Linked DNA regions of Homo sapiens: region 1 is linked to region 2. A link is an interaction called in ENCODE POLR2A ChIA-PET data of the cell type or tissue named here. Cell type or tissue: PC-9. All regions are shown on one strand. Links, peaks and the distances in the headings refer to the core of each region. The heading gives the core; the rest is flanking DNA.

What was found. Peaks named below come from ENCODE experiments on the same cell type or tissue, not always from the same donor. Only the 100,000 strongest peaks of a DNase experiment are listed, where the experiment ranks them.
Region 1: POLR2A ChIA-PET joins it to region 2 with 9 read pairs; 2 of 35 experiments call an interaction of 5 or more read pairs at or near these places.

Annotation. Positions count from the first base shown.
Region 1 is chrX:13,015,150-13,030,705 of GRCh38, reverse strand. No RefSeq gene overlaps it. Among named protein-coding and RNA genes, the nearest start is that of FAM9C, 22 kb to the left of the region's middle. RefSeq lists an enhancer at 397-616. In PC-9, for the core only: no CTCF peak of the experiment used is centred there; a DNase peak (open chromatin) is centred at 9,125; H3K27ac peaks cover 737 bases.
Region 2 is chrX:13,186,624-13,202,179 of GRCh38, reverse strand. No RefSeq gene overlaps it. Among named protein-coding and RNA genes, the nearest start is that of LINC02154, 110 kb to the left of the region's middle. In PC-9, for the core only: no CTCF peak of the experiment used is centred there; DNase peaks (open chromatin) are centred at 7,239 and 7,809; H3K4me3 peaks cover 503 bases; H3K27ac peaks cover 3,853 bases.

The sequences.
Region 1 (15,556 bases), core at 6,803-10,802, 170 kb after region 2:
GGAAACCAGCTGTGATTAGTTTAAGAACTCTTGGTCCCACCCAATTTCAGCCTGTGCTGGGGTGTCTATTTCCTTTGTAAATTAAGGCTGCCTCCCGCTCTGGGAGCTGACTGGTTGTGCCCTGTGTTTCACTGGAGCCCCTGTCTGTTCTTTGGCTCACCTTCCCCCGCCCTTCCTTATTTGTAAAGCCCTGAAGGAGGCAAGTTTCCTTTGAATGTCATTAACACTTTGTAATTAGCTAGGAAGCCAAGGAGAATACCAAATGTCCCTTTCCCACCATGGGGCAAACTGTTTTGTTTTCTCTTCTGAACCCCAAGCAGGAACTGGCTAAGATATGATGGCCCCTCTACACGAAGAGTGACTGATTTCATTGGGAAGTGAAATTTGCATGACACCATCAGAAGCTCTTGACCCGTCAGACTCAGAACTCAGCAAGCTTTTCTTTCCCATTAATCCATGGTTAATGCCTTTGTGCTGCATAGTTTATTCAGTCCACAGCTCCCTCCTCAAACATAAACCACTAAAGGACCATGGATTCACAGGAATGACAATAAGACTACTGAGAGGCAGAGAGCGGAAAGCCCCGGGGCTTTGGTGTCAGGCAGACCCAGGTTCAGGAGGAAGCAGGGATAACATATACTTTTTTTTTTAAGTCAGGTTGTGAGGTATAATTTACATATAGTAAATTTCCCCCTAAGGCGTGGCATTTGGAATTGCACTTCTTTATAATCCATGGAGGAAATTGCACTGAGTTCAGAGCCAGGAAACATGGATCTTGCTCCCATCCCCCCAGCCATTGTCAATGAATAGTTCTGAACTCTGCATCATCTGTAAAATATGTGAGTTGAACTAGGTGACAGTGAGGTCCCCTCTGCATTATAAGAAGTCTGTTGTTTTATATTTTAAATGAATGAAACAAACAAAATAACTTGTCTTCCCAAAAGATATTCAAGAATCTCATGATTGAAGTTCACTGTTGAAATAACTTAAGTTTCTTGTACAGTTCAGACTTTTATTTTTACAGTTGCTGCTGGAAGAATTTCTAAGCATGTTGGGATAAACAGTTCCCACCCGCTGATCCTAAACTAACCAGTGTCCCTTGCTCCCCACCCCGGGTCACCCTAGTCCTCCAGTCGGCTGAGGCAGTGGGAACAGGAAATCAAGTCTCTCAGAAAGTTCAGGCTGCCTTGAATGGCTGCCAGATCACCCTGGAGGAGAAGCTCCGGAGGCAGGCGGGGAAGCCTCCCCTCCTCTGGTTACAGAAACTCTCTCCTTACACTCCTCTCTTAAATCTACCTAAACTTAAATGCAAAAACATTTCTGCAGAGAAGAAAGTGCCCAACATTCTCTGGTTATGGATTGGGGGCCCTGTTTTATCAGTTTTTGAGCAAGGTATTTTGGCTTGATTGAACTTTCAGATTGCTCTAGCCTTGTCTCTCCTCCCCCAAACCAAACAAATGAGTGCTTGGAATGAGTGAAGCACATACATTCCTGGATCCAGATTGATATCTGGAACTGGAATGTGACATTTACCAGTGTAATGTGCTGAGATTTAAGTTTGTGGAGAGTATTCTTCCCAGGTAAACCTCTGTGGCCTCACTCCTGCAGTTGGGGGAGAAGAATGTGGCAGCCACTTTCTGGCCTTTCTCCTGCAGGTGAGCACAAAAGCTTAAGACATACACACCTGCAGGGGATGTAGGGGAGTGTTCAGTGGAAGGATGACCTCATTCCCTAATACCTGACCATTCATGGCAGCCTCCGTTTCTTTGAAGTCCTGTTGGAAGTTGATTTCCATGGGGCTTTTATAAGTGTGACTGAGAAAACCATGCCAAAGTCTACACTCAGTCCAATTTGCAGGAGCTGTTTGGAATCCGGGCTGCATTGTTAGGATGATGCCTGTTGGCTCTTCAGCCTGTTCTATTATGTCTAAATCACATGTGTTGGCTTCTAACATACTAATAATTTTTGCTTTTATTGTGTTTGCCACATGTCTCCTCTCATTAGAATGTGAGGGATGCATGTCTCTTTTCTTTATTATTGTATCCCCAGTGCCTAGCACCGTGCCTGGGACCTAGTAAGGGCTTAATTGATATTTGCTGAATGACTTAATGAACAAATGAATGAATGACCCCCAATAGAATCCTCTCGAAGAGATGTTCATTTTTGAACCAAATCCTTGAATAAATTCATATAAATATTTAGTGAGTCTATGATGTGAGTTAAACAAAAAGTACAGAATAAAGAAATAGGATAAGAATGTGTCAACTGACTAATCTCTCCAGGGAAGTAATAACTGAGCACCAAAAAATAAGCTACATGAAACACCACTACTCAGGAATAAAAATAAATGAAATATTGACACTTAAGACAACATGATGACTCTTAAAATTATTATGCTGCATGAAAGAGGCTAGACTCAAAAGATCTGCTGGGTGATTTCATTTATATAAAATTGAGTCTATAAAATATAATCTATAGTCACAGAAAGTAGATCAGTAGTTGCCCGGGTACTGGGAGCGGAGAGGGAGGGATTACCAAGAGGCATGAGGAAGTTTTAGGGATGATAGATAAGTTGATCATCCTGATTGTGGCGACAGTTTTACAGATGTGTGTATACATCAAAACTCACCATATTGCACATTTTAAACAGGTGCAGTTTATTGTTTGTCAGTGATGCCTCAATAAAGCTGAAGACTGCAAAAACAGTACATTTTAATGCATCAATCAAGAACTACCCTTTGAGTGCCCAACAGGCAGTCAAACTATTTTGATTCTCGCTTTCCTTTTCTGTACCTCATCAGTATCTCAGCAGAATTAATTAAGTAGGCACTCAATGAACTGGTGTTATGAAGTGCATTTATGCTTGTTGTGATACATCTTAAGTTTTTATTTCAGAAGCAAAAGTACCATCACCATGATCCATAGACCTTTTGCGTTATAACCAACTTCTCTATCTCTATTTTCCCTAGGATAATTGCTTTGCATTGTTTTATTATTTATTCTACAAGCATTTATTGTACTTTATGTTTATGAATTATTTTTCAATTTCCTCTGATCTCTTTCAAATTCTGATACTGTCTTGCAAGATGCTAAGTACTCAACTCCCACCCTTCCAACTCCTATCCTCTTCTCTTAATAAGCTTAATATCTAGCAAGCAGGTTTTCTCTCCCAACATATAAGTCACTGGTAAAATGATGAAGAACACCAGACCCATGAAGGAAGATGAGGGGGAATTTCCAAGGCTGTTTACTAAGAAAGCAAACCTCTGTCATTGAGATCCTGTAGGTTTGCCCCAAGTAGGGGTTACAATCTAAAAAGAGTGTCAGTTTCCACTGGCTTTCCTCTTGTTTTCCACCTAACTAATGAACTCGCTTCAGCTCAGGGTGAAGGGATATACCAGAAGCAGGACGAAGTGCTTAAAGTGAGAAGATACATGAAATGTTAATCTTCGCTTGACATAAACCCATCTCATTTTTCTACTTGGCATTCTGTGTAGGCTTCACCTTTTCTCCAGATGGTGCAGTCAATTGTGTTTGGGCCATTCTCACATGCATTGTGGTTTCCTAGTTCACACTCGTGGTTGTTTCATGACCTGATATGCCAGTGAACTATCTTCCTTTTAAGATATAGTTGGGCCACATTTTCATTGCCCCTACATCCTTACTTTTTAAATATTGTATGTGAAATCATCTCCCTCTAGTGAGCCTAGCGAAGCCATGACTATTTAAGGAGACAGCATAAGCTCTACACTATAGAGTCGTAGGTTTGAGTCCCGGCCTTGAAATCTTCTAGACGTCAGGATTGCTGATGATCTCACAGCCAGTTTTTCTATCTGCAAATCAGGGCTGATAATACCAACCTGCATTTCTTAAAACGTAGAATTTTATTGATGCTAACTCATATTTTTTATCTTATTTTTAAAATGAATGTCTTTCCTGTGGACCAACCCATATTTTATACAAACATCAAGAATAAGCCATGTCCAATGCTGAGGAATGGCTGAGCAGAGGGTTCCACTCAGTCTCACTGGTAGAATGAGTTTAGTTGCTTGCCTTTGGGAAGATCCTAACTTCTTAATTTCAGCGGTAGTTTTATTTGTGCTTTTGGTTTTGGGTTTTTCTTTCTTTCTTTCCTCTTCCACTTGGATGTGTTACCAAGCCTAAAGGGTCTTGTTGGAGAGAGAAGTAAATCTCAGATGTTGTACTGCTATTGATCTAATTACACAGAAGAACTCTGGGGTCTGTTAGGCATTTTATTAATTGTATTTAATCTAAGACAATGGGGAAGTCTGGTGGTTTCCTTGGAAATACCCAAGTTCAGATATTTAGGTCATTGATTTTCTGCAGCTTTCTTACAGGAAATTAAACATGTGTCCAAGTGATTGAAGTCATGTATTCAAGTCAGCTTTTGCATCCCTCCAATCACTAACTAATAACCTAACTGGTACTTTATGGTTGTCAACCACTAACTAATAACCTAACTAGAACTTTATGATTGTAAGTACTGCAGTCCAGGTTGAATTGGCTTTGTAGATAAAATGGCTTTCTATGTTTATTCCTACAAAGATCTTTCTCTCTCTCTCTCTCTCTCTCTCTCTCTCTCTCTCTCTCATATTTTTATAGAATGGTGTACAACTATGATCTGCTGAAGATAGCAAGAGTGACTCTTATTATCTCCTGTACTATGATCTGTGCATCTTTTCATTGTTGAGAAGAAAATTCTTAAGCCACAGTGAGAGGGTGGAACAAGCTCCATTTCCTGACAATCCATACTCTCTCCTAATTGTGGCTAGACAAGGGACAGAGAAGACCACTTTTTATTCTGGTTACCAGACCCACTCCCAGCACCCATGATGTCATGCCAATCAAGTTTTATTTTTACACATACACACATACACATATGAACATACAGAGTTCTAAATTATTTTCAAACACCAATCAACCTTCATAAATGACCACCCACATAGGAGTTCAGAAAGTCTTCTTTTGCAACAGAAAGAAGATCACCCACTAGTGGACGTGACAGCAGGTTGAGATCAGAAGGAATGGAAAACTCATTAGCTGCCTATTGAATTCAAAGGAAAACAGGTACTTCCCTCTGATGTACATGCATAGGAGATCAGTTAGTTCCGTTTCATGTGTAAACACCAACTGGCTGTGCTCATGGTAAGACTGGAAACAGGCACAGGCCATCCTCCTGTTCTCCCCTGGAGGGGGAGGAAAAGAGAACAATTTGGATGAAATGTGGAAAGAGTGAAGGGAGGAGAAAAAAGGAAAGACTGACAATGAGTGTACTGGAAGGGACATGATAGGTCCCTTAAGAGAATGCCCTATATTAAGGATATGGGGTGTGAAACAGGAAAACTGCTGGCGTGGTAAACAGCTGGCTAAGCCCCCTGAACCGGGTGGATATATTTGCTTTTGTCTAGTTGTCCAGCACTGCTCAGTGAATCATAGGGACCTCCAGGGCATTGTAAACTGTTTCCTATCATGCAGGGTGTTCACACCTTCCCTTCATATGGGACCTGCAGGCCCATTCTTTATCAGCTATGGGGAAAGGAAGTTGTTTGTCATGACTTCAGATATACTCCAGACTTCTCTTTCCTCTGAAGTTCTGCAATTCCAAGATTCCAGATAGGTTGTGGCATGGAAACCAGCATGAAGGAGCCCACAGAACTACCAGGAAGGAGAATAGGGAGGAGTCGTTGGGAAGAGACAAATGGTACCGGGGCTGGTTGAGGCTCTGTCTACACAACAAAATAATTGGCTAAAAAGGGAAAGACGCGCCAGGCGCGGTGGCTCATGCCTGTAATCCCAGCACTTTGGGAGGCGGGCGGATCACAAGGTCAGGAGATCGAGACCGTCCTGGCTAACACAGTGAAACCCCGTCTCTACTAAAAATACAAAAATTAGCCGGGCGTGGCGGCGTGTGCCTGTAGTCCCAGCTGCTGAGGAGGCTGAGGCAGGAGAATGGCGTGAACCCGGGAGGCGGAGCTTGCAGTGAGCCGAGATTGCGCTACTGTACTCCAGCCTGGGCGAAAGAGCGAGACTCCGTCTCAAAAAAAATAATAATAATAATAAAAATAAAAAAATAAAAAAGTGAAAATAAAAAGGGAAAGACTCATTCAGTTAAAAGCCTATTATTGTGTTTACTTGACACCAAATCCCTGCTTTGACTGACTTCCCTTCCCTTCCGCTGAGCTGTTATTGGACTGAATTGATCCATTGTGGCTTCAGCATAGAAAAAGCTTCAAAGCAGAATTTGTGTAGGGAGTCAAGTCATGGAAATGTGATGCCCAAAATAATATGGTATCAGGAGATGAGTGAGAATTGGAACAGTTTATGGAAGGTCGAAAGCAAAACTGAAAATAGGAGTCTTAACTCCAGGGCTGGTTCCCCGGTCTCAGTTTAGTACATCCTGATCATGTCCAGGTTAAAGTGCAGATTGGCCTCATAATTTTAGAATCCTTGAAAGCTGGCAAGTCCTGTTCCAAGGAATTATCCGTTTCAGGTAAACAAGCTGTTATTCTCCCAGGGATATTTCCTTTCAAATTACTCTTATCTTTTCCCTTGGCCAAAGGGCAGGACAGCAGTAACACTAAAGCAAAGCAACACAAGAGCATGGAATCAGCAGCCCAGGCCTTCTCTCAGTGCCCTTGGTGCACTCAGTACCCACGGCTCTTCAGTCCCTGCCCTCCCTTGCTAATCCATCATCTCCACCTGTTCCTGGACTGGGTCTCCCTGTCTATGTTTTTGGTGTAGGGCCTCTTTCCTAATCCTGCTAGAAGAGTGATAGTTCTAAAATGATCATAATAGTCACACTATGCTATTATTATTATGAATCATCAGAGCCCTTCATTCCCTTGCTCTAAACCTTCCATTAGCTGCCCATTGCATGAGAAAAAGATCCCAGTGATATAAGGCCAATGGGTGGGGCCTCATCAGCCTTCTTCATTGCTCACACGCCATGACCGCCCATCAGTCACTGTAGGTCTCCTCTCCTTCCCTGCGACACAGTGAGCAGTCTCCCACCCTGCCAGGGCCTTTGCACTTGCTGCCTCTCAGCCTGAGACTCTTTGTCTTGGGCATGGTGGTGCACCTCTGTGGTCCCAGCTACTTGGAGGGTGAGGCAGGAAGATCCTTTGAGCCCAAGAGTTTGAGGCTGCAGTAAGCCATGATCACACCACTGCCCTCCAGCCTGGGTAACAGAGGGAGACCTTGTCTCTAAAAAATAAATAAATACATAAAGAAAATTAAGACCAACAAGAAAGAAAGTTTAAAATGCAAGATCAAGCATTTTTCCTTGCTATTTGGAGATGTGGAACATCCAAGTGATTTGAAAGAAAAAAAAAACTTTCCAACGTGTCACAGATTTGAAGAGCATCTCTTGCCTGGCACAAAGTACGAAAATGTCCTGAGCTGCCTGTGTCTGGAAGTCTGGGGTGGGGGAGGTGGGACCTTGAGGGAAAGGCAGCTGCCAACATCTGTTGAGAGCCTACCCTGCACACTTAGTCTCACCTGGTTTGAAAAATTCCCCTTCAGTCTCCTCAGTGATGACCCTTCATTAGCAAGAAAAGGGAACTAGCTCAGATTTCTCCGTGGGCCACAAGAATCTGTCTGGTGAGAGAGAGCATATTCATCTTCATCTGCAAGAGACAGTAACTCAATTTGACCTTAAAGAGACTTCCCTCCCACTCACCCCCCTACCCCAGGATTCTTTTCTGCCTTTGTTTCAGTACTATCAAGCACATATCCTAGAAAAATTTAAAAAACATAAAAATCAAAACAAATCATAAAAAGACTCTTACAGCATAAGACATAAAGAAGCTAAGCCACGTTTGGATGTGTACATTCAATTGAACATAATTTAAGAATCTTCTCCCTTGGATCACAGAAACAAACATTGTCTATCTAAGCTATGGAATGCAATGTCAAAATTTTTGTAGGGTTCACTTTGAGATTTGCTTCCATCTGTTAACAATAGGGAAGAAAGGGAGGAAAAGAGAAAGAATGTGGCTCTGTTGTCCCAGCCCCCGGGGATTGCAGTTTTGCTCCTCTGCCACCCCTGCCTTGCTCTGTGGTCTCAGAAAAGTTACTGACCTTTCCGTGCCTTAGTTTCCTCTCTGTAAGATGGGCACAATGATACTGAGACCTCAAAGTGCTTTTGTGCGGACTAAACACAACCTATGACAAACGATGTCATTCTGGCTGGGTGCAGTGCTCAAGCCTGTAATCCTAGCGCTTTGGGAGGCCGAGGTGGGAGGGTCACTTGAGTCCAGGAATTCGAGACCAGCCTGGGCAACATACTGGGATCCTGTGTCTACAAAAAGTAAAAGATTATCCGGGCATAGTGGCGCACCCAGGGTCCCAGCTACTCGGGAGGCTGAGACAGGAGAATCACTTGAGTCCAGGAGGTCAAGGCTGCAGTGAATTAGGATCTTATAATTGCTCTCCAACCTGGGTGACAGAGTGAGACCCTGTCTCCAATTTTTTTTTTAAAAAGTCATTATTAGGAGAGAGAAGGAAGTTCTCTTGGTTACTACAATCAGTTGATAAGAGGTATTGTAAAATCATGGAGTCGTTACATCTGAAACCGACCTTAGATTCCAACTCCTCATTTTAAGAATAAGGAAACCAAGGCTGGAACATATGAACGACACAGCATTTAGACACAAAGTTGGGTTGTGTCTATACAGCCTGAAGCTTTTAGGATGTTGAGAAAACATGTTTTCAACAGTATATTTTTATAATACATGTCCTTTCTACTGATTAATTTAGTAACATAAAAGAAATGCTTTATAGAATGATTTTTATATATAGTTCACTAGACATTTTTTCAGAAAAAGATACATATTTGAGTGAAAAGACAAATTAGTGTTTTAGAGTTTCTTTTAGAGCATTCCAGCTTGTTGCTAGACTAAACTGGATGGATTAAAAATGGTCTCTTAAAAAAAATCTCATCCAATCGGTTACTGCTTTGTGATTATAAGTTTGTACAATCTTTTTGAAGTTTTTCTCACCAATATATATAAAATGCAAAATAGTTAAGCTTTCTGAGTGAGCAATTCCATTCCTGGAAATATATCCTACAGAATTTCTTGCATCAGTGTACATGATTCAGTACAAGGATATTCACTGTAGCATTGCAAACATTCCATAACTTAAAATACCCTTCAAACATCTCTCTCTCTTTTTTTTTTTTTTTTTTTTTTTTTTTGAGACAGAGTCTTGCTCTGTCACCCAGGCTGGAGTGCAGTGCTGCGATCTCGGCTCACTGCAACCTCTACCTCCCAGGTCAAGTGATTCTTGTGCCTCAGCTTCCCAAGTAGCTGGAATTACAGTCATGTGCCACCATGCCCACCTAATTTTTTTTTTTGTATTTTTAGTAGAGATGGGGTTTTGTCATGTTGGCCAAGCTGGTCTCGAACTCCTGGCCTCAAGTGATCTGCCCACCTTGACCTCCCAAAGTTTTGGGATTATAGGCTTGAGCCACTGCACCCAGTCAAACATCTCATTTAAAAAAAATTTTTAATGAGTATGTAGTAGCAAACATCTGATTTTAATCGATGTTTAGCATTCCATTTTGTTTACCATAACTTATCTGACCAATGTCCTTTCACTTGGCTATTCAGTTTATTTCAAACTTTCTCTTACTACAGTTGAATACTATGAATATTCTTACAGGGAGTCCTCGTGCAGAATAGATTATCTGAACAGGGAAAAATGATGAAGAGTTGTATATCTTATATTAGAACACATACAACATCACCCGAAGAGTGAAAGAAATGGCACAATTAGTGAGTTAATAAAAAACCGCTGCATGCTGCATGGTGTCCTCAAATAACAGAAAGAGTAGCCCCAAGGCATTGAAAGCCACTAATGAATAAAGGAATCATCCTAGGATTGGCCAAGAGTCATTCTAGCTGCAGATCTGTCAGAAGCTGATTCGGTGGTGATTTGTGGAGAGAAACCTGTACCCCACAGCACTGGTTTTTAAACTACCCCAGTGACAAGCACATATAGAGAATTTACTGTGTATGAAAATTCTGATATTCTTTGCCCAGGGTACAGAAAAAGGAAACGTAATGTTGGGTGGGGGGATTGTTGGATTCTATTTTTTTTTCTTTCTTTCTTTTTTTTTGAGACAGAGTCTTGTTCTGTTGCCTAGGCTGGAATGTAGTGGTGTGATCATAGCTCACTGCAAGCTCAAACTCCTGGGTTAAAGTGATCCTCTCTTTTCAGCCTCCAGAGTTGTTGGGAGAACAGGTGCATGCCACCATGCCTGACTAATTTTTTTTATTATTATTTTTTGTAGAGACGGAGTGTCACTATGTTGTCCAGGCTGGTCTCAAACTCCTGGCCTCAGGCAATCCTCCCGTCTTGGCCTTTCAAAGTGCTGGGATTAGAGGTTTGAGCCACTGTGCCCAGCAAGGTTCTAATAAGACAAATGGAACTGAGGATGACAAGTAATAGTAAACCTTTCTTTTTCATCATAGACGTTTGAACATGTTTATGTCCCCAAAATTGAATCCATAGTATACCCTGGTGATGGTGTTTCTAGGACCTGTGAGTAGCAAAATTAGTGTAAAAATGTATTTTAGAATGGAATTATTAGGTGTAATCAGTGATATTGTAAATTAAGGGAGAAAACAGAAATAGATGGGTCGTTTGGCCTATACTGTGTCAACTGCTCCCTCACTGTGCCATAGAAAAACATGCCAGCATAGAGAATCTCAGTGGGGGGAAAGGATGCAGATCGTTGGAAGCCCAAAGTGTGTGGAAATACTCAAAATGATTTTTGACATATACACGTTAAGTCAAACTTATCAAGTCAATTAATCAATTTATCCATTGGAGAGATATTTTATACCAATATCTCTGTACCAGTTTAGATATAACATAGAGAGAGTAGTAGAAAGGGCTTTTAAACAAAGGATCATTCTTTACATCAGTCATAAAAATAAAAATTTAAACAGAATCTATACTATCCTACAGCTTTTAGCAGAAAGGATTTACAGCTGGTGGCTTTAAGAGAGTGAGTTTCTCCTTCCTTGTCTCTTTTTGTTTGGTTGTCATGGGAGTCTATGTTTATGGGGAAATTCTGAATGTATTTGCTATAAGGAGCTATTTCTGATTTCTCTCTCTCTCTTTTTTATTTTTATTATTATTATTTTTTAGAGAGACAGCTCTGTGGCCCAGGCTGGAGTGCAATGGTGTGATCATGGCTCACTGCAGCCTTGAACTCCTGGGCTCAATTCATCCTCACACCTCAGCCTCCCATGTAGCTGGAACTATAAGCATGTGTCGCCACAAGCAGTCAATTTTAATTTTTTTTTTTTTTGTAGAGATGGGGGTCTCACTATGTGGCTCAGGCTGGTCTCAAACTCCTAGCCTCAAGCGATCCCCCTGCCTTGGCTTCCCAAAGTGCTGGGATTACAGGGGTGAGCCACTGCGCTCGGCCCCAGTGATCTTCAGAAGTAAAAATGTCTGAGACGGGGTGGGCTTACTGAATGTAAGTTAAGCAAAAGCACATTAAAAAAAATTAGATTCAGTCAGATACTTTTTGGAGACGTATTCAAAGCACTGTCTGTATAAGGCTTTAGGTGGAACATTTTAATTCTGTTGAAATGACTCTTACAATTTGAAAGTCTACCTGAAGCCTTACCATTTTGGAAAACACGCAAAGAATAACTACCTAACCTACTCAGGGAGGCTAGGGAAAGATGAAAGTATGTGTGAAAATAGTTGTCTGATGGTCCAAGAAGTGGATTATTCAGAGAACTAAGCCTACTTCCTAAGTACAGGTAAAGACAAAGGAAGCAATCCTTAAATCCCACTTTGCTAAATCCAGGCAATACTGCAGAGAAGCACACGGCTGTGAAGTTGCAAGTCCTCGCTCCACTCTGAGAAGCTTACTTAATCTCTCTGGCTGTCAGTTTCCTCATTTGTAAAATGGAAGACAAAAATCTCTATTTTAAAGATGACTGAAAGGATTATGAGATACAGTGTGTGGCCAGTGTTAGTCTGAAGTAGCTGGTCAATAAGAGGGACCGAGGCTGGGCCCAGTGGCTCACGCCTGTGGTCCCAGCACTTCGGGAGGCCAAGGCGGGCGGATCACTTGAGCTCAGGAGTTCGAGACTAGCCTGGCCAACATGTTGAAACCCCGTGTCTACCAAGAATGCAAAAATTAGCCGGGTATGGTGGCACATGCCTGTAATCCCAGCTACTTGGGAGGCTGAGGCACGAGAGTCGCTTAAACCTGGGAGGTGGAGGTTGCAGTGAGCTGAGATCACGCCACTGCACTCTAGCCTGAGTGACAGAGTGAAGGACCTGTTTATTTATGCCCAACCTCTGTCCTCATCCAGGTCCAATTCCCACCAGCCCCTAAATAGCTTTGCTCCTCAGCATGGCCAATGAAAAACTTGGATGTCGCTGAATGTGTGGTTGTGAACAATTCCAGTCCATCTCTGCTTTATCAAATCACTCTGAGCACTGGTCAGAATGGTAGAAGTTCATTATTATTTGCCATGATAGACTGGCCAGCTAAGAAACAGATGATCAATTCTATATCTTAGATGTTTTGTAATACACTACCATGCATACTGCACTTTGTCAGATACTCTGGAATACATGCAAAAGTTAAATATAGTAGAAAGAAGACCAAAAAGAAAATAGTCATACAACAACAGCAAGATGTGATTTGGGCCCTGAAATGAAGGAGAAAGACTGGCATTTATTATTTCCTATAATTTTGTTTTTTGTCTGTTTATTTTATTTTGAGACAAGGTCTCACTCTGTAACCCCGGCTGAGTGCAGTAGCATGATCACGGCTCACTGCAGCCTTGGCCCCCTCAGGCTTGAGCGATCCTCCCACGTCAGCCTCCCGAGTAGCTGGCACCACAGGTGTACACCACCACACCAGGCAGAATTTTTTTTTTTTTTTTTTTTTTTTAGTGGAGATGTGGCTTTGCTATGTTGACCAGGCTGGTCTTAAACTCTTGGGCTCAAAAGATCCTCCCACCTCGGCCTCCCAAAGTGCTGGGATTACAGGCATGTGCCACCACATCTGGCCTGGTCCCTAGAGTTTTAACATAACATGTGAGGATTCACCTGACCAGTTCTTTTTTTGTTTTGTTTTTTAGTCCCATAAAAGATACTAATGTTATTTACACAGTTCTATTAATAATAATAATAATAATAGCTAAATGCATTCAATGCTTACTGTGGGCCAGGCATTGTACTAGATGCTTTGCAAGCAGGACGTCAGTAGTGCTCCCAACAGCACTTTGAGACTAGTATCGTCATTCCCATTTTAGAGATGAGAAAATTGAGCCTTGAAGAAATGGACTCACTTAACTCTATACAGCCAGGAAGCAGGAATACTGCCTTTGGAATCCAAATCTGACTCCAACTCCTACTTTCTTTTCCCTATATCACTTCACACCAAGAGAAAGGAGATGCTTAGGATGTTGGGACTGGAAGGTACTTGCCATCTCGTCTAGCCTCCTCTCTCTAAGGTTGAGGAGGAAATACTTTTTCTAGGCTGAAACAGAAAGTGGTACCTGACTTAGTCCATGAAAGGCAATGAATGGTGGGAGATAGGTGTTCCAAGGAGGCCTGGCAATGGTGATAAAAGAAAAACTTTAGCCAAATTAAATGTAAAGGTATTTAATTGAGCAATGAACAATTCCTGAATCGGGCGGCCCCCAGAATCACAGCAGATTCACAGAGACTTCAGTGCAGCCACGTGATGGAAGAAGATTTATAGACCAAAAAAAGGGAAATTATGTACAGAAATGGGAAATGAGGTCCAGAACGACTGGGCTGGTTACAGCTCGGCATATGCCTTATTTGAACACAGTTTGAACACTCAGCGGTGTATGAATGGTTGAAGTATGGCCACTGGGATTGGCCAAGACTTAGCTATTGTTACAGGTGCATACTACTAAGTTAGGTTTTCAATTTTGTCTGCCTATTAAGCTAGGCTATAGTTTGTCCACAAGGACTCAAATATAGAAGTATGGAGTTCTTCTCAGGCCATATTTAGTTTGTTTTAACCATGGTTTTCCCCCTTTAAAATGCTGACAACTGCAGAGCAGTATTTTCAGAGTATCCGGAGTATGTCAAAGACCAGTCAATATGAATGGCCTGACAAGAGTGATATTCTATCCTACCATGAGCTTGCATTAGAGAGGCCTCAGACTTTAATCCAGGCTGTGAAAGGCCAGGATAATATGTAACTAAGTGAGGCAATGGAGTACCTTCCCCTTAACGAATGGGTTTCCTAAGAAGTCTTCGGCATGAACTTCATCCAGAAGAAATGAAGACACAAGAAGATAATGCACTAGTTGCCACCACAAGTCCCTGCAGTGTCCCCTGCCTGGGCCCTGCACTCCATCATAACAGGTGAGGGTCCTGCCTTTCTTACATTTCCCAGGTAAGATGATCAAAGTTAAAACTTTGAAACTGTCTTCCATCCCCCCGCAAAAGGAACTCAGTAGCCACAAAGGAGGCAATGTCATGTCATTTACCAGCCTCTAAAGCCTGCCCCAAACTCAGTAATTCACCAATCCTGAGATTAAGGGGAACAAAGTAGGTCTGTTCTCTTTTTCCCTTTTTTTTTTTTTTTTTTACTTCCTTGTGCACTGTGTCCCACCATGAGAAATAAGCATGTAGTTTCACTTCCAGTGTGGTCAACGGGCAGAATGCTAAGATCATGGCATTGAGAGAGACTCCAAGCCTGGGGAAAGAGCCTAGAATGCCACCCACTGTGATGAAAACAGCCAGCACTCACAATAGTGAGGGGCCATTCGATATGGGTGCACCTATCCACAGTGCCTTCAGTAGGAGGGAAACAATCTGCCTTTTATAGCCATTTAATCACTGAAGCAATGCAAAAGTCATTAGATATTTACTGAAGATTCTCACCAGTGTCAGACTTGAGATTTGAACTTGAGATACCTTTGAGAATACAAAGCTTACATTTGATCCCTGCCCTGGAATGCTTAGAATCTAATGGAGAGATAAGAAACCAAACCTGGAAGCTTAAGCAATGATGGAGAATGAATAGAGTAGCACAGATTTGCACTGCTAGAAGAGTAGAATCCCCAATATTTAGTATGGCACAATGGTAAGGAAATTGAAAACCTGGGATTTAGTCTATATTTCCTAAGTACAAAATGGAATAAGTTTGTAAAACCATGCAATGTTTCTGGTCCAGATTTTTTTTTTTTTTTTTTTTTTTGAGATGGAGTCTCACCCTGTCGCCCAGGCTAGAGTGCAATGGCACGATCTTGGCTCACTGCAACCTCTGCCTCCCGGGTTCAAGCTATTCTCCTGCCTCAGCCTCCAGAGTAGCTGGGATTACAGGTGTGCACCTCCACACCCAGCTAATTTTTGTATTTTTAGCAGAGACGGGGTTTCACCATGTTGGCTAGGCTGGTCTTGAACTCCTGACCTCGTGATTCACCCGCCTTGGCCTCCCAAAGTGCTGGGAGTACAGGCGTGAGCCACTGCGCCCAGCCCAAGATTTTTTAAAGTTATAACACAAGCAAGA
Region 2 (15,556 bases), core at 5,511-9,510:
AGCAGTTGTGCCAAAAGAAAAGGGCTACCTGGGGGCCAGGTATGTTCAACGTGGAGGCCCATCTTCCCCTTTCTTTGTCACCATGTGTAGAGTAAAGGAACAGGCAACATGGCGCCAGCCGGGTAGATGACCCATCTGCATAATAAAAGATCAGGATGCGGGTGGCCAGCTTTTCGTGCCCTATGCAAATGGCACACCTAGTCCTAACCAGTTTGTCGTGCCTTATGCAAATGGAACACCTGGTCCGACCAATCTTTCGTCCCCTATGTAAATCAGACACCGCCTCTTCAAGCTCATCTATAAAACACACTGCATTTCACCTCAGAAGCAGAAACCCATTCAGGACCCCTTTCTCTGCAGGAGAGAGCTCTTCTATTTCTTTCACCTGTTAAACTTCTGCTCTAAAGCTCACTCATTGTGTATCCACGTTCTAGTTTTCTGTGACGGTGAGACAATGAATCTCGGGTATTTACCCCACACAACAATGCTACTTCATTATCATTTTGGAAAAGCCAGTTTTCTTTCCTATTTTGGCTCTGGGAAATGGTGGGCCGGTTCAGTCCTCTGTCCCGTGGGTTCCCCGTGGAGTGAGGATGGGAGGGGTGCTTCCATTGTGTGCCAGTTACTCTTGTAATCCCCAAGACTCCCACCAGCCCATTACCACACAGGTTAGAGGCCACAGATGTTACGTACCTTTCCAGATTCCTCTTGTAATTAATGTTGTGGAAAAGTTTTTCTGAGGCTATAATTCCTGAAGGGAAGTTAATAGTATGTGTTACAAAAAAATAACTCTAGAAGCAGGAATCTGTGAAAGGATTAGAATAGCTACATTGATAAATCTGGCTTCTCTTTTTCATTCATCACATCTGCCATGACTGGCTCCCATGTCAACTGTTCATGACTCTTTTCAAAGTATCATTTTCAAAAAGTTAAAATCATGGCTCAGGTCAAAGGTTTAATTCAATTCATTAATGATGGAACCAATGAGACAATAAAGTGTTTCAAAGAGCATTGGAAATGTATAGGCATTAAAAAAGAAGAGTGTTTGAATGAGATTGCTAGGTTGGATACAAAACTGCTCACTGTCCTACAAGGCAATAAAACTATAATCTTTGGGAAAATGATTTGCATCTCTACTAGACATTATACAAGTTAACAAGTAACTTCACAAAGTCTGGGATCTTTAGCAAATGGTATATAGCAAGTTATACAAAGGTATCTTCCTATGGAAGGCCCTGGGGTGGGCTTATAAACCAACACACTATTATGACATTGAAAGGATATCCTGAACTCTCCTGGCCTTATTTCCAAGTTCTGGATAATTTTTCTTAGCACTTTTGTTATTAATCCTTCCCTGCTCTATTTCCATCCATTATGAAGATGGTCAGAAGAATGTGCTGGCAAGTAGATTTCACAATGTGAAAGTTTTCAACACACACCAGAAATTCAGAGAATTGAGATGCATTTTGGAGTTGGGGTAGACGGAATAGGGGAGGGGGACTGAGGCAAAACTAAACAACAAATATAAGTGGGTTTTTTTTCTTTTTAAACTGACTATACCTCTAGGTTTAAAGTGCTTTGTCATAATCTGATAAACTACTTTGGGAAGCAGTTCATCAACTGCATTTTGACTTTGAATAACACATGGAGAATGCACATGCTCATTTTTTCATAGATAAGAGCCTCTTGATTTATCTCATGTTAATTATGCAATTCTATAAATGTTAATTGGTAACGGGCTAGGGACCAATTTGCAGAAAACAGAACAATAGAAAGCAAAGTGAAAAACTGAGGTTTGGAGCCAAGCTCAGGGTGGGGGAAAGTGCTGGGAAAAGGAAAGAAGAGGAGTTAGAGGTTGTGACCTCCTAGAAGCAACATGACATTGAACAGTTAGAACGGAAGCTGAATGAAGGTCTCTGGAAGTGGAGGAAAGCCCCTGGGTATGGAGATAGGGGTCACAAAGAGCAGCAGATTCAGAAAGAGAAAAGCTGTGTGGAGTTCCAGGGCAGCCTGGATATCAAGCTGTGTTGTAAGAGTTAGCTGAAAAAGTGTTACAAAGCGGTGACATTACCAAGGGGGCCAAGGTGATGGGAGCAGTCCACCCTCACCTAGGCAGCGTATTGTATCTCTGTAATTTTTCAGAAATTCTGGTGGATGGTGATAATGAAAAGCAAACTGACTCTTAGTTTCATTGTTGTGTGGAAATTAACAAAGACCACCCAAAAGAAAACAAACAGAGTCTCTTTATTCAGAGCAAGGGAGTCAGCCATCATCACTTGCAGAGACTCCAAGGTGGGCAGAGGAGTAGGAAAGATTTATGGTAGGAAAAAAAAGGCTCCGAGTGTGCTCTGATTAGAGATTGCTGGCATGGGGAAGCTGGAGGTGAGGTAATTAGAAATGGGGCATCTTACGGGATTGATTTGGGGAGCATATTTGCCTTTCTCTGGTTGGTCCTGAGTTGAAAGTGGAGGTAAAAACTAGGGAGGCTGGCAGTCATTGACCAAGTCCTGACCATTCTTGGCAGAGATTGTTGGTTAGGATTCTGTTGTCATATATGATCTGACCATTGTCCATTTGTATATGAGATAGCCATTGTCTGTCAGTCTCTCAATTGTTTCTAAATATTCTACTTGCATTCCTTTATTGCCTGCACCTTAGCAGATGGCTCTCTTGGTATGCTGCAACTATATAGAGATCTGACTGTAGTTGTATTAAAGTTGTACTGAATATGGATCAACGTTGTTGACAAAAAAGAATCAAACTCTGTAAAATATTTGAAGAGATTTATTCTGAGCCAAATATGAGTGACCAAGGCCCAAGGCACAGTCTCAAGCAGTCCTGAGAACATGTGCCCAAGGTAGTTGGGTTACAGCTTGATTTTATACATTTTAGGGGGACAGAAGTTACAGAAAGACATCAATTGATATATGTAAGGTGTACATTAGTTCAGTCTAGAAAGGCGGGACAATTGGAAGCTGGGGGCTTCCAGGTCATAGGTGGATTCATAGGTTTTCTGATTGCAAATTGGTTGAAAGAGTTAAGTTGTTATCTAAAGACCTAGTATCAGTAGAAAGGAGCATCTGGGTTAAAGTAAAGGGCTGTGGAGACCAAGGTTCTTATTATGCAGATGAAGCCTCCAGGTAGCAGGCTTCAGACAGATTCGATGGTAAATGTCTCTTACCAAACCTAAAAAAGTGCTATAATCTTAGTTAATCTTTCCTGGATCAGGAAAAGACCTGGGAAGAGAAGGGCATTCTCTGCAGAACGTAAATTTTCCCCACAAGAGACAGCTTTTTAGGGCCATTTCAAAATATGTCAAAGAAATATATTTTGGCGTAAAATACTTTGATTTCTTTCAGGGCCTGCTATTTGTCAATGTGATGCTATACTAGAGTCAGGTTGGAATTTAGTTTCTTATTTGCTACAAAGAGTCTGCTTTGTCAGTCTTAAGAGCTCCATTTTAATGTTAATGCTGGTCAGTTGTGCCTGAACTCCAAAGGGAGGAGGGTATCATGAGGCCCATCTGACCCTCCCACTTCCCATCATGGCCTGAACTAGTTTTTCAGGTTTACTTTGGAATTCCCTTGGCCGAAAGGGAGGTCCATTCAGTTGGTTGGAGGCTTAGAATTTTACTTTTGGTTTACAATGTAAAAAAGAGAAATCTGATTTATCTGGTAGCCATATTCAGGACATCCTGGCCATGAAGACACTCAAACTCTGACACAAAACCTGGGTTCTGGTGATGCATAGACTGAGCTATGATATTCCTGGCTTGATCAGTCTCCTGCACTTTTAACTTGTAATTCTCAGTAACTCTGCAGCCTGCCTGCACATTACTATGACAACCACAATCTATTAAATCAGAATCTCTGGGCATGGGCCCCAGGAATCAGTAATTTTTAGAAATCCCCCAGGCGATTGTAATGTACAGGAAGTTTGAGAATGAGCGCTCTAACCCTTGCTACTTAAAGTCTGGTTCCCCAGTCACTGGCAACATCTGCAGCACACAGGAGCTTGTTAAAATTTCAGAACACTGGGCTGCACCCTCCACCTTTGGAATCAGAATCTGCATTTCAACTAAGCTCCAGGTAATTAGTATGCGCCTTGAAGTTTGGGAAGCACTACTGAACAATTGGTTCAGTGTGGTCTCTTTGTGAAGAGGAGAAACACTAGTATTATTTCCCATTTTGCCACCCAAAGAAGAGATCTCTTCTCCCTGCCTTCATCTCATCAACTGACTGTAAACATTGCTAGAGGTGACAGCTCAGGCCTTCTTCTCTTGGAGAAACTGAGCAATTAGTCACCAGAGCTAGACTTTTAAAAATTAAAAGGTATAGTGTGGTCATGAACAGTGCAGTTGCTTATCACAATTCCCAAAAACTTAAGGAAAAAAGAAAACCGAGAGCAAAAGCCACCCCTACCAAAAAACAAAGTTGTCTTTTTTTTTTTTTTTTTTTTTTAAGACAGAGTCTCACTCCGTCACCCAGGCTGGAGTGCAGTGGCATGATCTCAGCTCACTGCAACCTCTGCCTCCTGGGTTCAAGCAGTTCTCCTGCCTCAGCCTCCCAAGTAGCTGGGATTACAGGTGCACACCACCATGCCCGGCTAATTTTTTTTATTTTTTAGTAGAGACGGGGCTTCACCATGTGTGCCAGGCTGGTCTTGAACTCCTGACCTCGTGATCCACCCGACTTGGCCTCCCAAAGTGCTGGGATTATAGGCGTGAGCCACCGCGCCCGGCCCAAAGTTGTCTCTTCCCAGGAAAACATTTTAGGTCAAAGAGTCAAAGGCTATTCCATTAGATTACCAAAACCCTTGAAGTTTGTTAAATAAATTAGTGTCAATAAAAAAAACCTCTGATTATTTCATGTTTTAAAAGCATTTCTAAGGAAGAAAAGATTCAGGGTGGGAATAAGTAATAATGAAATATTTGTATTTGTCCTTCTGTATGTGGAAGAGCTCACATCCAAGAACAAGATATTCTTAAGAATATCTTAAAACTTATTGACAAGGGTCTTAAACTGAATTAGGTAAGGCATGGATATTTCTCTAGAACCCCACCCCCACACACAAGAAACAGTCTAAGACTTCTTATCACATCTCATAAAAATTGTGAAGTCTACTTCTAATGAAGAAGTTAAATTGTGAGGATATGGTGTAAGGAAATGACACCAGATGCTAACTCCAATCCACAAGAAGTGACGATAACCAGAAGTAATAAATATGAAGGTTAATATATAACAAACTCTGTAAATATATACTTGCTGTCCTTTCTTCTCTCAGCCGCTTTAAAAGACATAAGATTATGTAAAGCAATAATTATAACAATGTATTTTTAGGTTTCTAACATATACAGACATGGTATATATAGTAGCAATAGCACAAAATAGGGGAAGGGAATGGAGCTATATAGGAATAAAGTTTTAATATCTTACTGGAATTAGGTTAGAATATTAGGAGTGAATTATAATAAATTAAGATGTATATTGTAAGCTGCAGAGCAACCACTAAAAAAAAAAATTAAAAAAGTTAAAATGTAATTAAAGGAATTAAAAGGATACACTAGAAAATATCAACTTACTACAAAAGAGAATAGTAAAGAAGGAAGACAGGAACAAAAAATACCTGAGACATGTAGAAAGCAAACAAAACAAAATGGCAGACATAAATCCAACTGTTTCAATAATAACTGTAAATGTAAATAGATTAGACAATCCAATCAAAAGGCAGTGATTATCAGATTGGATAAAGAAAACAAGATCTAACTATATGCTGTCCACAGTAGACACACTTAGGATTCAAAATTGTAAGGGCATGTTCATGTCTAAGGATTGGAGTCTATGCTGCGTGTGGATGAGTACATTTGATCTACTGTGTGTTGGGCACTGAGGTACAATGATTTTTTTTTTTGTCTTAACTATAGCTCTTTTGTATGAAAGATCCTAACCCTCTAATACCAAGACAATTTCAGCTCTTTCAGTGAGCATCCTGGAACATTCAAATATTATTCTCTCCTAATAAGTTCAAAGAGGAGAAGGACAAGATGAAAAGATGAGGCTAGAAACTATCAAATTATAATTTTCAAGAAGTTAAAAACATAGTTATACCTACAATAAATGAACATGTTTTGAAGATTTATTTAACTCACAAATGAAGGAGCCAGTAGGATGGTATAGCTGGTCCAAAGGAGAATGCTTAATCCTTAAGCATTTATAGTCTCTGAAAGAAAGAATGCTGAAACAAGATCTCCAAGCTAGAGACAAAAATGCTTAATATCAGATGGGGCAGAAAACCCATAATACTTTTCTAATGGAAAGAAATCATCTACATCTCTATCTGACAAAATCTCCTTCCCATCTCTTTCAGTTTATCAATTTTTTACAAGTTGTCATCTAATTTTATAAAGTCTTGGGTCTAACCAAGTAAATAAGAAATCAAGTTTGCCTACATTAACTGTACCTTAGGTGGGCATGAAGATAATGTTCTAGTATGACATGGAAAGGGCACACTATAATCTTTCTATGATCTAAGTTTTGGAAAGTTTTTCTTAAAAGCAGATTCAATTGTGAAATACTTTTTAATACGACAACAACAATCGCATGGCTAGTATTTACTACTGGCTCCTTTCCAGGCACTCTATTGAGCACTTTACATACTTTACTTCATTTCCTTCTCCTCACTCGAACAGTAAGGGATGGGTGTATAATGATTCCCTCCAATTTTGGATGAGAAAATTAAGGCTCAGGTAAATTAAGTAAGCTCCCCAAGGTAACACATCCAGTAAAAGGTGTAGCCAGGATTTGAACTTGTGGTTTCTTACTCCAAAAACCTTTTTGTATTTCAAAAAGAGATTTTCTAAAATGTCTTTGCATCCACAATAGTGCCTTGAATGTAACATGTATTCAATATGTGTTTCTGGTGACTTAATTGAAATTTCAACCAATACAAGCCAAAAAAAAAATTAACAAATAATTTTTTAAAGTCTTCCCTTTTGAATTTCTGTACAATTTCTCCTTCCCCATAGAAAATTCTTCTCTTTAGCCAGATTCCTTCTCATTCCCTTTAGGTAAAGATGCATAAAATTATACAATGATTGTATCACTCCAAAATACTCTGCAAGTTGGGAGCATGTATGGACATAAATCACTCTTTATCACAAAGTGCTGGCAGTGGAAATGTACTGGCTCTTCTTGTCACGGGGGTTAATTTTGAAATTCCATCATCTCTTTCAGCAAGGTGTCTAAAAGTACTTCATGGACAACAATCATTCACTAGATCACTTGAGGAAGTGAGTGAATATAAACTTAAATTTTTTTTTTTTTACAGATGGCAGACCCAGATAAGCTAAACAAGCCCAGGGTCACAGAGCAAGGACTTGAAAGAATGCAGAAAAGAAAGCCAAAGTTTTTACTTGAAACTTAGAGTTTAACTATTGAACAATCCCTGCCAAAGTTGTTTTCTTCCGTTTTAATAAGTCCTTTCTTAAGGAAAAATAATGACTTAAAGACAGCTGGTTATAAATGGGCAGTGAGAAAACACTTCAGAAAAAAGAATATCTGAAACATGTTTGGCAGTGACAATTTTCTTGATTCAAACAGTGAGTGATATTTGTATTTCCACATGAGTGACCACGTTCAACAAGATGTAATTGCCAAACACCTGGCATGTGTCACATACTCTTAGCTAAAAACAGAGCCATGGGAATCAAGAGCCCATCTGTGATCATGTACTGGAGAAGGACTGAAGTTAATAATCAAAACGAGTCTGTCTAGATGTTCTTTTCCAAAAACTATGCACTTACACTTACAGATCTCTTTCCACTTAAATAGCTTGAGTGTGTGCAGGTGTTCTGCAAGACTTGTGTTGCCATTGTTGTCAAATTCAATCTTATCTTCAGAAGCAGCTTAGTAATGAGCCAAATGAACAATCTGATCATTCCATTTCATGGTGCACATCATGGGAACACCTGGGTTGTGTCCCAATAAACAGACATATGACAAAGGCAGGGCAATGGCGAGCATGGCACTGGCCCAATTTGTCCTTTCTTCAGAAAATTACAGAGCTTGTCTGTATTTGGAAAAGGCCTTGATATACAGGCCTGAGCTAGGGCAAGAGGGGACAAGGAGTGAAGAGGACAAAGAAGTAATGCAACAACATCAGAAGCTTCTCAATCAATCAGAGCAGATGGTTTTGGGGGCCACGCAAACTATTTCACAACTATTCAACTCTGCTGGTGTCAGGAGAAAGCAATCATAGATAACGCATAAACAAATGGGTGTGGCTGTGCCCTAATAAAACTTTATTTACAAGAAGAGATGGCTGGCTAAATTTTGCCTGCAGACTATAATTTGGCTACCACTGAGTTAGAGGAATAGACGTCCAAACATAGCTTCACCTTGAGCTTGAACATTAAAACTGCAGATGTCATGATCTGACCTGGGATTTTTTTTGCCCTCTCAACACATCACAGAAAGTAGGTGTTTTCAAAATCTTTTTTTTCACATGTAAGTAGATTTACACAAACTGAACACATCCATGTAACAAGCAGCCAGATTTCAAAATACAGAAAGAGCAATACCAGCCCCTCAGAAGTCCAACATTATGTCTGTGAGACTCATCCCTGTTGCTGTGTGTAGTTGGAACTCATTCAATGCTATTTCTGTATAGTGCTCCACTGTGTAAATATTCTATTTATTCATTCTATTGCAATGGACATTAGATAGTTTCCAGTTATTTTGCTATTATGAATAGTTCTGCTATAAAAAGTCTAATCCATGTCTTTCAGAAAATATGCAGTCATATGTCACTTAATGATAGGGATATGTTCTGAGAAATGCATTGTTAGGCAATTTCATCGTTGTGAGAACAACACAAAGCAGACTAACACAAACCTAGATGGTACACCCTACTATACACCTAGACCATATGCTAGAACCTGTTGCTCCTAGGCTACAAACCCGTACAGCATGTTCCTGTACTGAACACTGTGGGCAACTGTAACACAATCGTAAGTACTTATGTATCTAAACATATTTAAAGATAGAAAATGTACAGTAAAAATATGGTATCATAATCTTATGAGACCACAGTTGTATATGTGGCCTGTCACTGACCAAAACATCATAATGCAGTGCATGGCTATATGTACAAATATTGTTAGGTCCATATCTAAGAGTGGAGTGGCACTGCTGGGGCAGGTTTAGTAGACTGTTTTCTACACACTGTTTTCAAAAGTAGTTTGCTCAAGTGGTATATACCCCACTGTGGTATGTGAGAGTTCCATTTTCTCCACATCTTTTCTAAGCAGTATTTTTCATCTTTCTCATTACAGACATTCAGGTGGGTGTGCGGTGGCATCTCATTGATGTTTTTATTCATTTCCCTGATAGCTAATGAAGTTGAGCAACTTTCATTGAGATTATTGGCCATTTGGTTATTATTATTATTCTGTAAAGTGTCTCTTCAGGTCTTTTGCCTATTTCCCTATTGTGTTGTTTGTCTTTTTCTTGCTGATTTTAAGATTTCTTTTTCCGAATTCTAGTTGTATTGCTGTGTAACAGGTTGCTTAAAACAATAGTGTAACAATAAACATATATTCTCTCTCACATTTTCTGTAGGTCAGGAATTGGGGAACAGTTTGATTGGGCTGGTTCTGGCTTGTGATCTCAAGCCAGATGTCAGAGATTGTCAGATGTCAGCGGGGCCTATAGTCATCTAAAGACTTGACTGGGGCTGGTGGATCTACTTTCAAGATAATGCACTCACATGGCTTATAAGTTGGTGCTGGCTGGTAGGAGGCCTCAATTCCTTTCCTATGTGATTCTCTTCACAGGGCTGCTTAAGTGTCCTCATGACATAGTGGTTGGCTTCCCTAAGAGTAAGAAATCTAAGAGAGCAAGGCAGTAGGCACAATACCCTTTGTGTGTTAGACTACGAAGTCATATACCCTCATCTCCGCCATATTCCACTGGTCACACAGACCAGCCCTGATTCAATGTGGCACTACACATGAGCACAAATACCATGAGGGGAGAACCCTTGGAAGCCATATTAGTCATGGTTCTCCAGGGGACAGAACAAGTTTTTTATATATATATATATATATATATATATATATATATATATATATATACACACACACACACACACACACATATATGTATATATATGTATATATATTTATATATACATATATATTCATATATATGTGTATATGTATATATATATATACATATATATGTGTATATATATACATATATATGTATATATATATATACATATATATGTATATATATATACATATATATATGTATATATATATATACACATATATATATATGTATATGTATATATAAAGGGGTTGATTGGGGGAATTCGTTCATACGATCACAAAGGTGAAGTTCCACCATAGAGCGTCTGCAAGCTAGAGAACGAGAGAAGCCTAGTAGTGTGGCTCAGTCCAAGTCTGAAAGCCTCAGAGCCAGGGAAGCCAACAGTGTAACCCCCACTCTGAGGCTGAAGGTCAGAGAGGCCCAGGAGGCTCCTGGGGCAAGTCCCAGAGTCCAAAAGGCAAAGAACCTGGAGTCTGATGTCCAAGGGCAAGAAGAAAAAAATGGCATCCTGCTCCAGAAATGAGAGCGAGGGAGCAAGAGCCAGTCGAGTATCCCCCTTCTTCCACCTGCTTTGTCCTAGCCCGGCCCCCCACCCTGCATTGAAGGTGGATCTTCCTCTCAGCCTACTGACTCATGCATCTATCTCTTCTGGAAACACCTTCACAAACATACTCAGGAACAATGCTTCACCAGCCATTTAGGTATCCCTCAATCCAGTCCAGTTGACACCTAATATTAACCATCACGGGGGCAATCTTGGAGGCTGGCTACCACATGAGTCAGTTATATCAAGTCATTTTTGGAAAAGAAAGAAAAAAAGGAAACGGTGAGGAAAAAATCCTTTGGGATGTGCTTTCAATCATGCTAACATGTCTTCCCTTCTCATCTGACTACTTAGCCATTCTTCAAAATTCAATTCAAGTCCCCAGTGCATCAGTTTCCCTGTGGCTCCACGTTTCTGTGCTTAGACATGCAGAGTGACATGAGACATTGCCTGCCAACTGATACAGATTTCAGAATCCCCAGAGGTTGCTGGCCCCCACGATATTCTGTTCTACTAAGTCATGCCTGAAATCCTGCTTTGGTGCTTTTTTAATTAAGATTTTAATCCTCTTTTAAAGCAAGCATCTTTGGGAGGGTGTAGTGCTATGAGTCATTTATCCCGTAGTTATTAAAGGGTCATCCAAGAGATGGTTTTCAGGTTGCAGAGAGGCACCAGGCACCTGAGAGGAGAGGAGGAATTTCTCAGCTGAATAAGGGGAACCTGGCAACAGGTCTGGGACTGAGAAGAGCCAAGAGAGGTGGTTGGGAACAAAATTTAAGGAAATATTTGCTCTCAGAGTCATGCAAGTATGGAGTCGGCACCTGAGAATGAACACCCCCTTAAACTTTGCATGGTAGGTACCTGGGCTCAGCCTGTGTACACACAATCATGGTAACAATCCCAGGGCTAACAACTTTAGGTAAAATGACTAGTTATTGCCATTTATCGGCGGTTTAATATGATTCAACTTAATATTTATTTACTAATTTACTAATTGTCAGGCGCTTTGCTCAAACAATTATTAATCCTCTCAAACCTCTGCAAAATAGGCATCGTCCCCATTTTATAGCTAAGGAAAGTGAGGCTCATCAAAGCTACAAAATTCGCCCAAGTTCACACAGCTGGTAAGAGTAGTCCCAGAAATCCAAAGTAGGTTGGCTTAAGTCCTACCCCTAGGCTGTTTCCCTCCCACCACGTTGTATATGTCTAGAGGAAGATAGAAATTGACAGCTATGGGTGTGGTGTAACTTGAGGCCAGCTGAGCAGAGGTTTACTCTATTATATTAGCAATGACCTGCAATGACCCACATTATACAAACATATTCATGCCACCTTTTAAGTGAAGCATAAACATTTGTGTCTGCAGAAGATGGCATGGGCAGAAGGAACTAATACAAAGTTCTCATGAATGAATAACTGCAGTTGAGAGAGATGTTATAGATGGAGCAGGGCGGATCTATGTCCATAGAGAGCTGCAAAACCTTTCAATAGAAATTTCTGTTTCAGGACCAGTGAGCCAGTCTAGTCTTTGTCCATTTCCTGTGAAAAGGAAAGAAGATTTTTTTATTTTTATTTTTTTTGTATATGAGAAAGTGATTTTACAGATAAGCATAGCTATTGTGAAATTCTGTTTTGAGCCGTAAGAGCCACAGCAAATTTTAACCTGCAAGAAAAGAAATGCCATTTTTTAGTGGAATCACTATCCTTTGATTTTTAGAATGAATTTATGAAAGTGTAGGTCAAAATTGCCAAGTGGTGGCAATTTCATATGGTACAACCTAATACATAATCAAGAGCAGGGTCAGCAAAATTTCCCTGCAAACGGCCAGACAGTAAATACTTTAGGCTTTGCCAGTCAGAAGGTCTCTGTTGCACTACTCAATTCTATGAAAGTAACCGTGTAAAATATGTACACGCATGGGCGTGGCTGTGTTCCAATAAAACTTTATTTATAAAAATGGGCAGTGGGCTGAACATGGCCTGCAGGCCATAGTCGGGCAGCCCCTGATCTAGAGGCAGTACTCAAGTGTAATTCAGTATTTTTCTTTGCTCTTTAATATTTTGATTTTTTTTTGTTTTGTGGTCTTGTTGTTTTTCTTTTTTTCGTTTTTTTTTTTTTAATTGTACTTTAAGTTCTGGGGCACATGTGCAGAATGTGCAGTTTTGTTACATAGGTATACACGTGCCGTGGTGGTTTGCTGCACCCATCAACCTTAACCTACATTAGGTATTTCTCCTAATGCTATCCTTCCTTCTTTTTTAAAAAACAAGTTTTTAAATGCTAAAGTGATGAGGATAAAAAATATCCTAGACAGTGCAAAGCGTCTTTGAAGGGTAGAGAAATGGTTTGGCCACAGCGCACACAATTTAAAGGGCCAGCTGTTTTCACTCTGCATTGCTAGCTGGAAGAGCCATCCGGTCTCATAACAAGTTCCAGGCTTCAATTTGGTATTTCAAAAATAGAACTTGTTGCTGGAACATCTCTATCTTTAAACATTTGGAGGGGATGCTAAATAAATCATGAGCCAAATATGTCATGTGTCCAATGCTATTGTTAGATAATACATGAGAACCTTTGATTTATGTGTATAACTATGTGATCTTGTGTATGCATATAAGAACACTGTATGGGGAATGAACGCTGAAAGAATAAATAAATGAATGAATAACATAGCTATACCTGAATGCACTAGAGGGTACCTGTGTGTGTATATTGATTCAAACTGACATTGTGATCACTGTCACAGGCTTAGATTCTCGATCTGGTTTCCCCATTGAACCTTAGGCAAATTTTTGGACCATATCATAGCTCCTTCCTCATCTACAAAAAAAAGAGATTAGATGAGATCGGAGGGTTGCAAACTCAGATGCCTCCAGGGGCCACGCTGATAATACAACAACTAAGCATTGTATAAGACAACAGACAGATGTTAAGCTGATTGTGCTATAATCTGCTTTTTGGTTTGGCCTATTAGAACTAGGTAGAGGACAAACAGTACTACTTGCAAAGTTCATATTTGGCCCGTGGGTTACCATCTCCTGACCCTAGGAACTAAAGTAAGGTTTCTGCACTATTGATATCTTGGGCCAGATACTTTTTTCTTTTGGGGGCTGTCTTGTGCAGTATAAGATGTTTAGCAGCATGCCTAGCTTCTGCTTCCTAGGTCCCAGTAGGACTAACTCCCACCTTTCCAATTAGTGGCAATCGAAAATGTCTCCAGACATTGCCAAGTATCTCCTAGGGGGCAAAATCACTCCTGGGCTAAAACCACTGATGTTTTGAGATAACTATGCAAACATGGGTTTTGAGGCATGGACGATATAGTGCTACTCAAAGTGTGTGGTCCCCAGACCAACGGCATCAGCATTATTTGTGCATGGGCCGTACTCATCCTGTACCTACAGACTCAGACTCTGTGGGGGTGGGGCCCAAGAACCGGTGTTTTAGCAAGACCTCCGGGTGACTCTGATGCTCACTGAAGTCTTAGCGGCATTGGAGTTGATTCTTCGGGGAGCAGTTTAAGCTTTTCTTCCCTCTTGAATGGAGGTGAAGGTAATGGGAGTGATCAGGATTCTGACAGGCAGGGTGGAGAGCAAAATGCTGGGGGAAGAGAAGAAACAGGGTTCCACATGGTTTTTCATCAATGAGAAGGGGAAGAAGGGAGTGGAGGCCTGATTTTAGTGGCATTGTCCATTTCCTGTGAAAAGGATTAATGGCCTTTAAGGATTTTAAATAACATGGGGTTCCGGAAATGAACTTTATTCACCATTTACCTGTGTACAGTAGTCCCCTTATCTGTAGGGCGATAGGTATCAAGACCCCCAGTGGATGTCTGAAACGATGGATAGTACCAAACCATATATATATATACATTGTTTTTTTCTTGTACATACATACCCATGATAAAGTTTAATTCATAAATTAGGCATAGTAAGAGATTAACAATAAATAGTAATAAAATAGAACAATTATGACAATATATTGTAATAAAAGTCACATGAATGTGGTTTCACTCTTCCTCTCAAAATATTGTACTGTACTTACCTATTTTTGAACCGTGGTTGATTGACAGTGGGTAACTGACACCTCGGAAATCGACACCTCCCATAGGGGGAGGCTACATATAGAATCCAGGCTCTCTTCATACATTTGGGCCATGTATCTATAGTGAGTTGATGCTAATCACAGTGACTGCCACTCCAAAATAAAGCCCCACACATGACTGCGACTCCTCCACCTCCTCTGCTTCTGCTGATAGAAACTCACATTCTTTTTTTTGAGACGGAGTCTCGCTCTGTCACCCAAGCTGGAGTGCAGTGGTGAAATCTCAGCTTACTGCAGCCTCCGCCTCCTGGATTCAAGCGATTCTTTTTTTTTAACTTAAGTTCTGGGATACATGTGCAGAATGTGCAGGTTTTTTACATAGGTATACATGTGCCATGGTGGTTTGCTGCACCTGTCAACCCATCATCTAGGTTTTAAGCCCCGCATGCATTAGGTATTTGTCCTAATGCTCTCCCTCCCCTTGCCCCCATCCCCCAACAGGCCCTGGTATGTGATGTTCCCTTCCCTGTGTCCATGTGTTCTCATTGCTCAACTCCCACTTAGGAGTGAGAACATGTGGTGTTTGGTTTTCCATCCCTTTGTTAGTTTGCTGAGAACGATGTCTTCCAGCTTCATCCATGTCCCTGCAAAGGACATTAACTCATTCTTTTTGATGGCTGCATAGTATTCCGTGGTGTGTATGTGCCACATTATCTTTACCCAGTCTATCATTGATGGGCATTTGGGTTGGTTCCAAGTTTTTGCTATTGTAAATAGTGCTGCAATAAACATACATATGCATGTGTCTTTATAGTAGAATGATTTATAATCCTTTGGATATATACCCAATAATGG